Linked DNA regions of Homo sapiens: region 1 is linked to region 2. A link is a contact called in ENCODE Hi-C or POLR2A ChIA-PET data. All regions are on one chromosome and are shown on one strand. The core of a region is the stretch at or near the end of the contact, and the rest is flanking DNA. Distances in the headings are between cores, read along the strand shown. Region 1 holds the start of PHF1 (PHD finger protein 1). Region 2 holds the start of MDC1 (mediator of DNA damage checkpoint 1).

What was found. Hi-C counts contacts between places; a loop is a spot of excess contacts on that map. ChIA-PET counts read pairs that join two places held with the same protein, here RNA polymerase II (POLR2A). Pooled maps may share reads with other maps.
Region 1: a map of B cell shows a loop between it and region 2 (9-fold over the local background). The contact joins the promoter of PHF1 here to the promoter of MDC1 in region 2. A Hi-C loop is called at or near these places in 2 of 168 maps with a recorded cell type or tissue (B cell and heart left ventricle), 1 of 37 single-sample maps with no recorded cell type and 7 of 50 pooled maps. POLR2A ChIA-PET finds 5 or more read pairs at or near these places in 1 of 52 experiments (WTC11).

What each region holds. Positions count from the first base shown.
Region 1 is chr6:33,409,682-33,412,381 of GRCh38, forward strand. PHF1 (PHD finger protein 1) reads left to right here and starts at 1,333. Exons shown (of 15, transcript NM_024165.3): 1 at 1,333-1,534; 2 at 2,567-2,700. The coding sequence starts at 2,583. It overlaps KIFC1 (kinesin family member C1), which reads left to right. Exons shown (of 11, transcript NM_002263.4): 11 at 1-215. The coding sequence ends at 9.
Region 2 is chr6:30,715,910-30,718,609 of GRCh38, forward strand. It overlaps MDC1 (mediator of DNA damage checkpoint 1), which reads right to left and starts at 1,372. Exons shown (of 15, transcript NM_014641.3): 1 at 1,336-1,372. RefSeq lists enhancers at 21-768, 1,517-2,264.

The sequences.
Region 1 (2,700 bases), core at 83-2,582, 2.7 Mb after region 2:
AGGAAGTGAAGACGGATCCAGATCTGTGTGTGTGTGTGTGTGTGTGTGTGTGTGTGTGTGTGTGTGTGTGTGTCCCTATGTCTATGTATCGGGTGAGGGGTGGGAGGGTTGCTGGAGGGTGCTTTATTGGGTGGAGGGCACCATGTCCCAGGGCTATCAAATAAAGAATAGTTTGGTTTTTTTTTTAAATAAAGGTTTTATTAGCATTTGCCCAAGAAGGCAGATACTTTCATATCTGTAAAAGTGGGAGCTGTGATCTGTACCCTCTGCCAAACGTTTACGTGGGAGGCGGGAGCGGGGGCTGAGGGCTTCGTCTTTTCTCCCCTCTGCTATCACCGGTTCTGGACCTTGGCCTGGATCATCTTCCCCTCTGCTAATACCCCCTACCCCGTCCGTCACATCAGGGAGGTGTGCCCTCTAGCTATCCACGCCCCCTCCTTGGTCACTAGTTATAGGTAACTTTCACCCTTCCGCCGGCCACCCCAGCCCCAGGGAAGAACGTTCCTTTGGTGGGTGTCGGCAAATGGGGACCGGACCCCAGAGTCCAGAGGCGGGGCTAGCGCGCGCTCCCAAACTGTTGGCTCTTTCCTCCCGTCCCGCCCTTTCCCTGCCTTTCCGTTCGAACGGCTGGGGCTCTGCCCGCTCGCTGCCCATTGGCTGGCTCTCGGTGGCGTCACCGCCTTGGGTCCTCGCGCCCTTCGTCTGCGCCAGCCCTGGAAGCACGGGGCGGGACGTCCACGGGAAGCGGCGCGCACGCCCGCCGACTCCCTCGCGCCAACCGCCGACGGCCGCCGCCCGGTGAAGGAGGGGCTCAGTCCTCCCAGGTGCCGCGCGCAGGAGGGGACACGCGTGCGCAAAAGGGCGGTGGGTGGGGCGCGACTCGTCACGGGGAGGGCGGGGCGCGCGAGGGAGGAGGGCGTGGTGGGGGCATCGAGAAGGGTGAATGGAGGGCGGGGCTGTGAACTGGGGCCGGGGGGCGGGACTTGGAGTGACCATGGGGGGTGGGGCAGCTAACGGATGTGGCATGGGGCGGGGGACCAGGCCGGAGGCGGGCTGCCGGGAGGGGGGATTCCCTCGTGCCCCAAGGGCGAATCTCAGGTCGGAGGAAGGGGCTGAGGGGATTCCCTCTCCCACCGGGTCCGACTCTTCGCTCCCCAAGCCGCGGAGGGCCAGCCTCTTCTTCGGCGCCCTCCAGGCCTGTTGGAGGTGAGGGAGGTGGGGTGAGGTGGTGCCCGCCCCCCCCTCCGGCTCCTCCTTTCCCCCAGTCCTCCCCTCCCACCACCCTCCCCCCCAACCGGTCCGTCCCTCCCCTCCCTCCCTCCCCCCCGCCGCCTCCTCCTCCTGCCGCTGCCGCTGCTTTGGCTGCTGCGTCATACGCCCCAGAGCCGCCGGGACGGAGGGGCTGGGCCTGGGGACCCCCCGGCCTCCGCCTGCACGCCCCCCCACGCCCGGACGTGCCCTCTCCGCGCGGGGGACTCGCCTAGGTCTCCTACGTCTGCCCCTGCCCGGCTCCCGGCGGCCCCAGCTGTCACCGGTAAGGAGGCGGCAGGAGGCGCTGGTGGGGGGCAGGGAGCCGGGGGTCGGCGCGGGGCGCGGGCGGGAGAGCCTCGCCGCCTTGGCCTCGGGTCCGGGCTGGGCCGACACAAGTCCCTTCTCGGACTTGCCGTCCTGGGGAGTAGAGACCGGGACTGGGACACGCCCCCCTCCCGGGGCACTCAGAGAAGTTGTCTAACCCGGGGGCAGGGAGCCCCGAATTTGAGGGTGACCTGACATAACCTGGCACCAGGATGATTGTTCTTAATGAGACGCGCAGGCCTGGGGAGACAGCCGTTTCTGCTCTGGAAAACATCTCCAGAAAAGGTCCCAAAACACGTCTCTGGGCAACAGGACACCCTAATTATGATACCTCTAAACTGAGTAGCCTTTGCTTCTACAACCATAATTTCTCCTAAAATTTCAAGGCCAGTATATAATATCCCAGGAGAGCTCTGGAAGCTGGGAAACTAGCAACTAGGTTTGGGGTCGGGGGGAGGGCTGTTAGTTACCGAGAGGAGAGCCAGTCACTAGAGTTGGAAGAGGACTCAAAAAGCTGGTGATGGGTGCCCAGTGGTTTCCTATCAAGGTGTCTCAGGGATTTGGAGATGGGGGCACAGATACTTCATTCTTGATGGCAAAATAGGCAAAGAAAATGGGGAGGCTGGCCGGGCCCGGTGGCTCACGCCTGTAATCCCAGCACTTTGGGAAGCTGAGGTGGGTGGATCATGAGGTCAGGAGTTCGAGACCAGTTTGGCCAACATGGCCAACACCTCATCTCTACTAAAAATACAAAAATTAGCCAGGCATGGTGGCATGCGCCTGTAATCCCACCTACTTGGGAGACTGAGGCAGGAGAATTGCCTGAACCCGGGAGGTGGAGGTTGCAGTGAGCCAAGATTGTGCCACTGCACTCTGGCCTGGGCGACAGAGCAAAACTCCATCTCAGGAAAAAAAAAAAAAAAAGAAAAAGAAAATGGGGAAGGTTTCTCAGCATTCATAACCTTCTCCTCCCCATTTCTTTTCTGGCTAGGCCCCCCCAGGATGCAATGGCGCAGCCCCCCCGGCTGAGCCGCTCTGGTGCCTCCTCACTTTGGGACCCAGCTTCTCCTGCTCCCACCTCTGGCCCCAGGCCTCGGCTTTGGGAGGGTCAAGATGTGCTGGCCA
Region 2 (2,700 bases), core at 122-2,621:
GCATATATAAGGTTAAGACTTGCCCCAAATCACTCAGATGTCTCTCCTCTAAAATCTTGATGGTTTTTCGTGCACACAGAATAAAATCTAAACTCCTTAGCGAGACCCTCCATGATCTGAACTTCACATCTTGTAACGCCTACCCCTCGCCCGCAAAAGCCTATGGTTCAGCCAGACATTTTCCCCAGTCTTCGAACACACTGTTCTTGTCTTCCCACATCTTCATGCCTTAGCCCAATTCCTTGGCTTTTTCCCACCTAGTTTTCTGGTCCAACTTCTACCATCCTTTAAGATTCAGTTCAAATGTCACTTTCTTTCTTTTTTTTTTTTTTGAGATGGAATCTCGCTCTGTCGTCCAGGCTGGACTGCAGTGGTGCTATCTTGGCTCACTGCAACCTCTGCCTCCAGGCTTCAAGCGATTCTCCTGCCTCAGCCTCCCGAGCAGCTGGGATTACAGGCGCCCGGCATCACGCCTGGCTAATTTTTGTATTTTTAGTAGAGACGGGGTTTCACCACGGTCTCGAGCTCCTGACCTCAGGTGATCCGCCCACCTTGGCCACCCAAAGTGTTGGGATTACAGCAGTGAGCAACCGCGCCCGGCCTCAAATGTCACTTTCTCAGCAAACCCTTTCCTGGCGTGTTCCCTGCCTTCTCGTGTTCCTGGTGTATCCTGCCTGTTCCACAGTGGTCAATGGATTTGTGCTTACTCTAAGATCTCTCGCTATATTGTAACCATTACTTTCCATTTCTGCCTTCACACTCACCCACCTCCAGGACTGGATTAGGGGAACCGTGTCTTTCCCCTAGGGTCCATCATATTCATTCAATGGTTATGGTATACCTGTTTGAAGTATTTGGTATACATCTGTGAACCAAACATGAAATCGACCCTGCCCTCGGGAAGGCTCATCACCGAGCCTACTGATGAAGGAACAAATGAGATGGAAAGAAAATAGCATAAATGGAATTCACCTGAAAATATGCCACTCTAGAGGGAAACTGTTGACAGGTAGGGAAAGTAGGATGCCCCATGGATAAAGTGTCAACTCCGTCTTTATGACAGGCCAACTCAGCGGGTGCCCACCACGCTTGGCTCCAATTCAAAGAGCCACCATCTTTGGTCCCCACCTCAGTGGGTTCCCTTGTGGCCCGACGTCTCCCTGTGTCTTCATACCTAAACTCGGAGCGGGGCGCCAGGTAAGGATGAGTATTACAGTCCGAGAAGCGAACTTCCAAGTCACCTCCGCCCAGTCGCACCCAAGGTACGCCCCTCCCGCCTTCTGGGGGAACCAAGATGGCTCCCGGGGAGCCGTGGGCCAGGCCCCTAGAACTCACCTACTTTAAGTCCCCGCGCGCGCCACCAGTAACGGTCGCGACCCAGGTGGAGCGACTGCGTGTGCCGAAAAAGAGCTTATTTGCTGATTGGCTTCTGCCGCTGTCTTTCACAACCGCAGCCAGTCGAGCGGAGGCACACCCAAAGCCCCGCCCCCTTAGAGTTCAAATAGGTGGTGTCTCCCAGGCTGCTGAGATCAGTTAATGAGACGGTAATTGAAGGCCGCCGTGCGCCAACAGAATAATGCACGTCGATTGGGCAGCTCCAAGGGACAACCCACTACCGCTTGCCCGCCCACCACCCACTTCCCGCGCAGTTCCAAACCGCGACCAGAGAGTCTGGCGCCAGCTGCCGGCAACGGATAGAGGGGCTGTGTCATAGACGTCCGACGTGTCTGGTAAGGCCAGAGCGCCTTTCCTCGGTCCTCCTAGACATGGTGTCCGCTGACTCATGAGAAATGAAAGTGGGTTGCGCGTTGCAGTCGTGGCTGGAGGCTGCAGTTTGGAGAACAGCCCGTAGGCGTGGCAGTTCACTCCTGTTGCATTGGAATTTCATTTCCTTTTGATTTGGTTTGTAGTAGAAGTAATATCTTTCTTCCTGGGAATACGTCTCTGACGGACATTTTGAGGTCATTTTCTTAAATCCAAGATCCTAAAGATCTGTAGTCGAACAGAGAAAACTGGTTTGCTCTCTGTCTTAAAGGCTGTCCCCACCTTTCGAGGGGCGAGGGAAGGATCATAAAATCATTTATTTTTATTTTTTAATTAACTAATTTATCTATTTTTTGAGATGGAGTTTTGCTCTTGTTGCCCAGGCTGGAGTGCAATGGCGCGATCTCGACTCACCGCAACCTCTGCCTCCCAGGTTCAAGCGATTCTCCTGCCTCAACCTCCCAAGTAGCTGGGATTACAGGCATGCGCCACCACGCCCAGCTTATTTTTGTATTTTTAGTAGAGACGTGGTTTCTCCATGTTGGTCAGGCTGGTCTCGAACTTCTGACCTCAGGTGATCCGCCCGCCTCGGCCTCTCAAAGTGGTGGGATTACAGGCGTAAACCACCGCATGCGGCCATCTATATTTTATTTTTTGAGACGGACTTTCGCTCTTGTTGCCTAGGCTGGAGTGCAATGGCGCGATCTCGACTCACCGCAACCTCCGCCTTCTGGGTTCAAGCAATTCTCCTGTCTCAGCCTCCCGAGTAGCTGGGATTACAGGCATGCGCTACCACGCCCGGCTAATTTTGTATTTTTAGTAGAGACGGGGTTTCTCCATGTTGGTCAGTCTGGTCTCAAACTCCGGACCTCAGGTGATTCTCCCGCCTGGGCCTCCCAATGTGCTGGGATTACAGGCGTAAGCCACTGCGCCCGG